Regions from separate parts of the Homo sapiens genome. Here region 2 is linked to region 1. A link is an interaction called in ENCODE POLR2A ChIA-PET data of the cell type or tissue named here. Cell type or tissue: K562. All regions are shown on one strand. Links, peaks and the distances in the headings refer to the core of each region. The heading gives the core; the rest is flanking DNA.

Evidence for each region. ChIA-PET counts read pairs that join two places held together with the same protein. Peaks named below come from ENCODE experiments on the same cell type or tissue, not always from the same donor. Only the 100,000 strongest peaks of a DNase experiment are listed, where the experiment ranks them.
Region 2: POLR2A ChIA-PET joins it to region 1 with 5 read pairs; 2 of 35 experiments call an interaction of 5 or more read pairs at or near these places.

Annotation. Positions count from the first base shown.
Region 1 is chr6:154,556,852-154,562,233 of GRCh38, reverse strand. No RefSeq gene overlaps it. Among named protein-coding and RNA genes, the nearest start is that of CNKSR3, 49 kb to the right of the region's middle. In K562, for the core only: no CTCF peak of the experiment used is centred there; a DNase peak (open chromatin) is centred at 3,023.
Region 2 is chr6:154,477,513-154,482,894 of GRCh38, reverse strand. The region is part of intron 1 of CNKSR3 (CNKSR family member 3); the gene reads left to right. Among named protein-coding and RNA genes, the nearest start is that of CNKSR3, 30 kb to the left of the region's middle. In K562, for the core only: no CTCF peak of the experiment used is centred there; DNase peaks (open chromatin) are centred at 2,964 and 3,258.

The DNA of each region.
Region 1 (5,382 bases), core at 231-5,230:
CAGTTTCCTCAGGCCACACAGGATTAATTCTCTCAGACAGGGGTATGGAAGCTGCTGCTTTCACTGGGGTAGAGAGGCTGTTTCCACTCAAAGAAGACTTCAGAGAAGACTCATCAGAATTTAGGGGCTCAATGTCCCCATTCAATGTCTTCCCTCATGTCCCCATTCCAAATTGCAGGATTCATGCCTTCTCCATCAGTGTCCTCACTTTAACAGTGGACACCTTGTGATGCTGGGAGTTCAATTTGTGTCATAATCCAGTGAGTTGCAGGTTGAGATTCTGGGTTTGATTTTCAGCAATCTCGGTTCTGCTATAGGAGATAAGGGTCTCTTTCACAGCATACAGAGAAGCTCTTAGGTCATTTATGTGGTGTATGAGCTGCGAACTTGAATCCCTGGACTCATTCTACCCCACCCACCAGTTTGTCTAGCCACATTAAGAGCCATCCACCAATCTCACAATATTCATTATTTTGACAAAAATGTTCTAAAGTATCACATATACAGTCACATACAGCCTTGCTTCTTGTAAGTGGCTGATTAGAAGTAGCCAATGGTAATATTTTGTATATCTCTATTGCCAGAGCATGCCGTGGGCTATCAGTGCACTCTTTACTGCTGGAAATAGAGTCATGAGCATCTTTAAATCTAATTAGAGAAAATTGCAAATATCCCAGAAATCATTTAGAAAACTCGACCTTAAAACATTGTTCCTCTAGAAGCACGCTTGGCACCAAAATCTGTATTATCCTCGGTTCTCCAGAGAAATAAAACCAAAAAAAAAAAAAAGGATGTATCTATAAAAAGATATTTGCTATAAGGAATTGGCTCATGAAGTTATGGAGGCTGACAAGTCCTAAGATCTGCATTTAGCAAGCTGGAGATCCAGCAGAGCCGACAATTTAACTCCAGTCTGAGTCTGAAGGCTTGAGAACCAGGAGAGCAAATGGTATAGTTCCAGTCCAAAACTGGCAGGCTGGGGACCGAGGAAGAGCCAATATTTCAGTTTGAGTCTGAAGGCAGGAAAAAATTAAAACAATGTCCCTGTTCTGAACCCCTTCTCAGGCAGGAGGCGTTCTCTCTTACTTGCAGGAGGGTCGGTCTTTTTTTCTATTCAGGCCTGAGATTGGATAAGGCCCATCACATTCCAGAGGGGGCAATTTGCTTTACTCAGTTTATGGATTTAAACATTAAACTCATCCAAAAACACTAAGAACAATGTTTGATCAAATGTCTGTGTATCCTGTAGTCCAGTCATGTTGACACATAAAATTAACGCTCACGGTCACCCTATTTTGAAGCCCACCAGCACTGAGAACTTACAAGAAACATTTAGTGTTTTATGTCTAAATATGAATAGCCAGGGATCACTAAGCATCAGAGGCCAAGCCTCTAAGATGAAATGCAGAGCCCAAATAAGAGTAACTTGAAGGAAACAGAAGAAAATGTCGAAAACAAACTACTTGCTATTAGTTAATATCCTCAGAAAAGGTGAGAGTCAAGATGCATGTAAGAATGAGGGTGATAAAAAAATTAATATTCAGAGAACAAGAAAGAGCCTCCTGGATATTGAAACAAAGATGGCACAACCGTAAAACTAAATATGAAGGGTGACGTTGAAAAAAATCTTCCCCAAAGCAGAAGAGGACACTGAGACAGGAGTAGCAGCAAACAAGATAAGCAAATTAGAAGATCCATCAGTAATTATATCAGAGTGAGAAAACAGAGAAAGCAAGAGGAGAGGGAGATTATTTAACGATCAAAAAACCAAGACAGGCTGGGCAGGGTGACTCACATATGTAATCCCAGCACTTTGGGAGGCTGAAGTCAGGAGTTTGAAACCAGCTTGGCCAACATGGAGAAACCCAATCGCTACTAAAAATACAAAAATTAGCCAGGTGCGGTGGCGCACACCTGTAGTCCCAGCTACTTGGGGGCTGAGGCAGGAGGATGGGTGGAACCCAGGAGGTGGAGGTTGCAGTGAGCCGAGATCATGCCATTGCAATCCAGCTTGGGCAACAGAGGGAGACTCCCTCTCAAAACAAAAACAAAAACAAAACAAAACCCCAAAAAACCCAAGACAAACGATATGACTTTTGCTGAATTAAAGGATATGAATTTTCCTACTGAGTGGCCTACTAAGTGCTCAGCACAATAAATGCAGTGGGGGCCGGGGGGTGAGGGGGCATGTGACCCAAGCCAGAAGGACCCAAGCCTTCTAAAGGACAAAATTAGGATCAAGACAAGATGACTTTTTATGTGAAGTCAGGAAGGCATGAGCTCAGTGCTTCTGTTGGCTGTTTCTCTCCACATTTGGGGAAAGCCCATCTGTCTCATCCAGAGCAGAAATAAGAGATGGAAAGAGAGATGGAGAGGGAGGAAGAGAGAGAGAGAGAGAGAGAGAGAGAGAGAGAGAGAAAATACATTGTGTTGGAATCTCTTGTTTTCGTCATTTGTGAGACCAGACTCACCCTTCAGCACTTTCTTCTCTAGTGTGATGGGAACCAATACATCTTTCTTTTGGCCAAAACGTTTTGAGACTGTTTTCAACATGAGTGCGATGGGTGGTCTGTAATCCACAGACTGCAGGTGCTTGTCACTGTTCTAGCCAAACCCAAACCCACACACGCACACACATGTGCATGCTGTACTCCTCATCTGCAAACCACTGCTCAGAGGAAAGAAGTTCATTTAATCATTCATGAAAGCAGTTGCTCTTGACCACTTAGCGCATTGCAGACACTGTGCTGGTGAATGAATGAGGGTCAGTCTCTGCCTTTAAAGGGCTTCTTGTCAAAAAGCCTCCTGGTGAAGGCAGAAAAGCAGGCAATTTCATGTGGCTGAGATGTTGGGCACAGCACACTGAAGAAGGACATAGCAGGGGTGTCTAACGTGGCTTGGTGGTTAATGGTTAGGAAAAGCTTTCTGGGGATGTTTCTTTGGAGCTGAGTCTTACTGAGTAAGTAGGTGTTGCCCATGGGGTCAGGACAGGGAGAGGAGAGGGCGTCTTTGGAGAATTCCAGCAGTTCAGTGTGTCTGGAGTTGGTGGCAGGAGATAAGCCCGGGGAGGGCAGTGAGTGGGAGTTAGGTCATGAAGGAAAAAATAAATACAAATGTCAATGCAGTAAAGCTACCATTTAAGGAGATCACAAAAGGACAAAACTGCTCTTCTTAAATGCTTCCCTAGTACTCGGCGGCAGTTTGGCTGTGGTGAATATTGAACTGAGCATGACTTTTGGCTTTATTCATGTCCTGATATTTCAAAATGCCTTTTCTTTATGCCTTTTCTTCCTCAGCAGTTGCTTACCCAGTAGCAGCTAGACCCCAAGGGTAGGAAAACAGACAGAGCTTGGGTGAATTCAAAGACACTCTTGGCCTCCCCAGGTGCCCACTGGAGAATGCTGGATGACGGAGCTTTTTAGGACAGCCCGACTGGCCACACCAGGTGTAGTCAGGGTTCTGTCCTGAGAGAAGCAAGAGAGTGACAAGGAAAAGCTTATGAACCACGGTCAGTCTTGGGACATGCTCCTCCAGTGGCGCCATGGGCCTGTGCGTTGGTAAGCACCCTCCCAACACCCAGACCTCTTTTCTCTCTCTTTCTTTTTTTTGGCAAAACACTTTTTATTTTATTGTATTTTACATATGTAATGTGTACAACATGATTTTGTTGTTGTTTTTGAGATGGAGTCTTGCTCTGTCGCCTAGCCTGGAATGCAGTGGCGCAATCTCGGCTCACTGCAACCTCTGCCTCTTGGTTCAAGCAATTCTTCTGCCTCAGCCTCCCAGGTAGCTGAGATTACAGGCGCATGCATCACCACACCCAGCTAATTTTTGTATTTTTAGTAAAGACGGGGTTTTATCATGTTGACCAGGCTGGTCTCGAACTCCTGACCTCAGGCGATCTGCCCGCCTCAGCCTCCCAGAGTGCTGGGATTACAGGTGTGAACTACTGCGCCCGGCCTTGATGTTTTGATATTCATGAATATAGTGAAGTTATTACTACAGCCAAGTAAATCCCTCACCTTGCATAGCTACCTGCCTTTCTTTCCTCCCTTTCCTTCCTCCTCCCTTTCTCTCTCTCTCTTGTGATAAGAGTGCCTCAAATCTATTCTCTTAGCAAGTTTCTAGTATATTAGCTATAGTACTCATGTTGCACATTAATTAGCTTTCCTGATTTATTCACCCCTTTGACCCTTTGTACTTTTTTTTTTTTTTTTAGACAGAGTCTCGATCTGTTTGTTGCCCAGGCTGGAGTGCAGTGGCATGATCTTGGCTGGCTGCAACCTTCACCTCCCGGGTTCAAGTGATTCTCCTGCCTCAGGCTCCCGAGTAGCTGGGATTACAGGTGTGCACCACCACGCCTGGCTAATTTTTGTATTTTTAGTAGAGTTGGGGTTTCACCATGTTGCCCAGGCTGGTCTTGAACTCCTGACCTCAGGTGATCCACCCACCTTGGCTTCCCAAAGTGCTGAGATTACAGGCGTGAGCCACTGCACTCGGCCTACCATTTGACTCTTTGACCTACATTTCCCCATAGCTCACTCCTTCCAAACACCTGGTAATCATCTTCCTACTCTAGGTTCAACCAGATTATTGCAAATGGCAGATCCCTTTTCTTTCTTTCTTTCTTTTTTTTTTTTTTTTTGAGAGACATGTTACTGTCACCCAGGCTGGAGTGCAGTGGTGCCATCATAGCTCATTGCAGCCTCTAACTCCTGGGCCCAAGGGATCCTCCTGCCTCAGCATCTTGAGTAGCTGGGACTACAGGCACATGCCACCATGCCTGGCTAATTTTTAAATTTTTTTTTGTAGAGATGGAGGTCCTACTATACTGTCCAGGCTGGTCTTGAACTCCTGGCCTCAAGTGATCTTCCTGCCCTGGCTTCCCAGAGTGCTGATATTACATATGTGAGCTACTGTACCTAACCTGCCTGATAGAAACTTTAACAAAAAAGGTTTCTTATTGTATGAAGACTTCTGCAGCTTGCTTTTCTTATTCACCTTTAAGCTTCTAAAATGCCTGTTTTCATTAATAATATTTATCATTGAAGAAAACTGCAATGACTAGAGAAATAGTAAACCCATCTCAGCCACAAATTCAGCATGCTGGCCTATGGACATTTTCTTCCAGGGGTCCTAAAAGTTCTTTTTTTTTTTTTTTTTTTTTTTTTTTTTGAGACAGAGTCTCGCTCTTTCACCCAGGCTGGAGTGCAGTGGCGCGACCTCGGTTCATTGCAAGCTCCGCCTCCCGGGTTCACGCCATTCTCCTGCCTCAGCCTCCCGAGTAGCTGGGACTACAGGCACCCGCCACCGCGCCCGGCTGATTTCTTGTATTTTTAGTAGAGATGGGGTTTCACCATGTTAGCCAGGATGGTCTTGATC
Region 2 (5,382 bases), core at 163-5,162, 79 kb after region 1:
TTAAACATTCAAGAGCTATGGAATGTGATTTACTTTCATATATTCACCCTTCCCCCCATTATCTTTCCGTTGCCTGTAGATTTCATTTTTATTTGTCAAATAATACAGAAATACTTTCTTGTAAAAGAATATTTAAACAACAGAACTCTAGATAGGTTGGAAAAGATAGTCCCCTTTATGCTATACCCTTCTCCTTTCCCAGAGTTGGGGGTCAGCACCTTCTGGAACCCTTCCTAGACATTTGCATACATGTTTATTCTTATTTGCACATAATCATTGTCTTTTTGTAAATGGATTTCTGCACAGTTTGAATCTGTTCCTTTTTACATTGAATACTGTCTTAACGATTTCTCTGCATCACTATATTTAGATAAACCTCAAATTTTTAGAAGTAGGGCTTATGCAATCAAACTTAATTAACTTTATTAATCTAAAAAATAATCTAAAAATCTAAGTGCCTCTTAGGAACAGAAAGGTGTCATGGCCCACCCACTTTGGGACTGGATGGTGGATTTAGGATGTTTTGTGGCAGGCTGGCTTGCACCTGGCAAAATATCTTGGGTCAGTCTAACAAGGGAGAACTGATCTCCTGCCCTGAAAGTTTATTACTGTGGCACCAGTTCTGCTTAAAACAAACATTTAGTCTTCTTTTAAGGCCAGGCTTATATTAAAGTGCGAGGTGGCCTGATAAACAATCTCTGAGATCCCTTAGGCATAGGGAGAATGTGGGACTTGTATCTTTCTCCGAAGTTTGTTTCATAATTTTACAAAGCCTATTTGAGAGAAGTTGGTAAGGTTGACCCAAAGGGCAAGGTAACTTCTTTGAATTTTAGTGCCGAGAAGTAGGACACAGAATTAATAAGGGGGAACTCTTTGGAAGGGGTCACGGGGCAGATAATTGTTCTGTTACATTCATGGGCTGATGATGTCATTGGAAGGCACTTGATGACAGATTGGTAGAACTGTACTGTGCATTAGAGCTTGCCACCCCAGCAAACCCACTGATGGGACTTGGTGTTTTGGTTACTCCCTGAAGTACAGTGGCAGTTGTCCCGGGAGTAGAAGATGTTCTTGGAATGCTGTCATTATTACCTTGGCTCACGTTATTTAGAAAAAGAGGAAGATGCCTTCTTGGCCTGATAATGTGACAGCCACCTGCTGTCACTCATTTTTTTCAGTGCTCTGAAGATGACCAGAACCTGGTCATCAGGTCTCCTTTAAAAAGAACAAAACACAGACATGCATAAAATCATACAGCATAAAAGGATGATGTCATTCTCAGGGAGACAGGGCAGCATGTGCCTGTGTTCCTCATCTACTCTTGAAGGCATCAGGTCTCTTCTATTTCACACTGCCAGTTGCTACCTAAAAGAGGGAACTTCTCGAGGAGAGATGGACTTTCATGCTCAGTGACTTAGAAACTGTGTTAGAGCTGACTGCTATCAAATAAGCATAAGACTGCTATAAATAAAATAGATAAATATCAAACAAGCACAAATAAATAAGCAAATACATAAGCAAAATAAATAAATATCAAATAAGCATAAGACTGCTATCAAATAAAATAAATATCAAATAAGCATAAATAAGTAAATAAATATCAAATAAGCATAAGACTGCTATCAAATAAATATCAAATAAGCATAAATAAATAAGCCAAATAAATATCAAATATGCGTAAGACTGCTATCAAATAAATTAGAACTGACTGCTATCAAATAAGCATAAGACTGCTATAAATAAAATAGATAAATATCAAACAAGCACAAATAAATAAGCAAATACATAAGCAAAATAAATAAATATCGAATAAGCATAAGACTGCTATCAAATAAAATAAATATCAAATAAGCATAAATAAGTAAATATCAAATAAGCATAAGACTGCTATCAAATAAATATCAAATAAGCATAAATAAATAAGCCAAATAAATATCAAATATGCATAAGACTGCTATCAAATAAATTAGAACTGACTGCTATCAAATAAGCATAAGACTGCTATCAAATAAATAAGCATAAGACTGCTATCAAATAAATTTCTTAAAGATATGGGATCATGCCTGGCTTTAAAAGAAATAGTAATTGCGAGATATGGTGGCACATGCTCAGTGAACTGTTTTAATCTGGCTTTCAAGGAAACTGGGCTTTATGGGATTATAAGGAGGTCAAGAACGTGGTATATCTTCTGTTGGATGTAAAATTGATGTTTATAGTTCAGTAGTGTCACTTCTTTGATAGTGGGCAACCAGGGACACGCTCACATGATGGTTAATAAAGGCTCTTCAGACACTAGATTTAAATTCTGCATTCATCCATGTAGTAAGCATTGACTAATTTAATCGCATGGAGAATGAGCCAGGGAGACAGCTTTGTTTTCCTGTATCCATCCTGCTCATGAGACTCCGCCGCTCTCAAAGGCTTTACCTGCCTGCCTGCGGAAGTCACACACACCAGAACAGGTGCCCCACCTGCTGTAGGGGGAAAGCAGAGCCAGTCTGGGGCAAAGTAAAATAACCCGTGTTGAATCCTCACTCTAGCACTCAATGGTAGTATGACCTTGAGCATTTAGCCCTTCGGAGCTTGCTTTCACATCTGCAAAGTGGGCATAATAATACATCACATGGCTGTTATGAGCATTAATGAAACAGCAGGAGAGAGTGCCCAGCTTATGTTGTGGAATACAGAAGGGCTCAGGAAATGGTACTTGTTATTTAGACATTTAAAAGAAAACATTCCTTTTCATGAAATGAGACGGCCCCAGCACCAGACATCTGGTGCCTGGTTCTCAACACTGTACACCATAGATAACTTTCCGTTCCTGACAGCCAACAACGAGAAAGTTTACTTCCCCCAAAATTGTTCTTCTGGAATTACAGCCATTCTGTGATTTATTTGCCTCTGTTCCTGCCCCACAAGGGCCACTGCAGTGCAGTTAAACCCCCAGTCTGTTCAGGGGCAGAACTAATCTTAACCACCGTGTGAGGGAGTCTGGGGGCTGGGAGAAACTCACAGTGTACAGTTACAGTAAGTTGCAAGAATAAAATCTCACGTGACTCTGGGACAAGTTTTAAATTTTAAAGTCTCTTCCAGGTGCTTTCTCTGGAACAACAACAACAAAAAAGTTAAAAGCTCACGTAAAAGGACACTTTATTTTTTTTAAAAGAGCCATCTTGAAATATGTAAGCACAAACATTTCCCAATAGAGACGTCCATAATTTTCGTTCTGTGTTGCACATTCTCGTCTTGAATTGTAGTGGGGGGCCTCGATGTGTGCAGTAATTATTGTCAGTCCTTGGTTGACTCATGCATTCCTAGCTGTCGCAGTGAGATCTGTGTTTATGTGAAATATGGAAACGATTTTTACCCCCGCTTTCTTTTGTGCTTGAGTTTGGATGGAGCAGCTGAATGCTCTTTCTTTGTTATTTTTAGGGGGTCTTCAGTTTTGGAGCTCTAGTTTAGGCTTGAGGAGGGCCAGCTGTCAGCGTGGCTTGGGCTGGTCTTTATGAGATCTGGCCTGTGTTTCTGCAGTTAGAACCTGATTCTGAATCCAACTCCCTTCCACCGACATGGGAGGCTCTCACTTCTACAATTTTATTTGCCTCACATTGAAAACAGAATGGAAACTCAAGTAACAGTAGTGGAATCTGCACTGAAAGAATATTTTTTTTTTTTTTCTCTGAATCCATCTCCTTTATTGGGAGCCATTTGTCTTGAGTCCTGGCCACTTTTTTCCTTTTTACTTCCAAATGACTTTCTGTTTGGGTGTTCTAAGGATGGGGGGGTATAGGCTGTGTTTTTAAAGCTCAGAGTTTAACTACAGAAAAACAAAACCAGAAAAGAATATGTTCCTCCCCCTTTTTAAACAATTTGTCCTCCTTGGAAAGAAAGTTTTACTATGTAGAATTTAGGAAATGTTTGTGAAAATGATCACAGGCTGTAAAGGAGTGTCCAAGCTGCTTTCATTGTGGCCAGCATGGCATTCTCATGATATCTGTAGCAAGCCTTTAAGTGTCTTGGCAGATAGAGTTTCTTCCTTCACAGCATAATGTTTTTCCAACTGCAGTGTTGTAGCTGCTTCATGTGCCGTGATACATGGCTAGGTGTCAAGATAGTTTTACAGGGGGAAGAACCCAAAAGGACTTTTAAAAGATGCAGGTTTCAGGAAAAAAGGAGAGTGATTTTTACAAAGGGAGTTTTAAATAAAAAGGCATTTGTTTGTGCTTTCTTCATGGGCAGACCTTTTCAAAGATGGCATTGTAAAAAGAGGATGTGCATTTCATTCCTTTATTAACAGAGGCCCTAGAGGCACGGCTGTCTTGAAGGACCTGGGGCTGCTGCTATGGAGATGAGTGTCACAGCTCCGGGACTTTAAGGAACTCCACTTTGCTCAGGCGTCAGACACATGAATAAACACGGTGCAGTCCAGAGGGGCAGAAGGGAGAAGTGATGAATCTTGCTGGTGAGGAAGCTGGTGCGTGGTTGGTGTCCAGAGAAGGCCTCAAAAAGGAGGAGAAGCTTCTGGGGAGCCTTGGAGGATCAGGAGGAGTTGGCCAGACCAGATAGGTGTGTGGGTGATGCTGTAGGCAGAAGAAGAGCAAATGCAAATGCATGGAGTGTGGAAGCAGCGAGGTGTGTTAGGAGAAGGAATCCCAGCTCCCGAGGCTGGAGTGCAGGTTGCAAGAGGAGGACGGGCGGAGGAGGAGCTTGGCCAGCAGGCCTCGGGCCAGCTTTGGGAGGCCTTTGCTTGTCATATGGTCATGTCATTCAGGCTGTACTCACCTTTCTTGAGAGGACTTCTTGGATAAGTGCCATTCTGCAGCCCCGGTGCCTGCCTTAGCCTTCTTCCAAGCACTTACCGCCTGCCCTGTTCTGGGTTTGTGTGTTCGCTGCCTCTCTTCCGTCATAAGGACGGAAGCCCCAGCAGAGCAGGACGTTCTTCTGTGATGGCTCCCCTGGTGCCTGGCGGTGAGTGATGTTAGGGGATTTGGACTCATCTTTGTAGTGAATGATGGGAGGATCACTGAAGGTCTAAATCAGGGGAGTCACATGAGTGCATTTGGGTGTTTGAAGAGCAGTGTGGATGGCAGGAGAGCTGATGACAAGTATTTAGGGAGAGCCTCCATGCACATTGATTGGGAGTCCATTAGCAGTCCTGCTCTTCAGGCTACCTTGGGTGGGCCCAAGCTTTGCTGGCCTAGTTAATTACCAATAGCTAGTATCAATGTCATTCCATCAGTGACATTTTGAAACTACTAGAAATTACAGAGAAGCAGCCAGACACCGTGGCTCACTTCTGTAATCCCAGCACTTTGGGAGGCTGAGGCAGGTGGATCATCTGAGGTCAGGAGTTCGAGACCAGCCTGACCAATATGGTGAAAC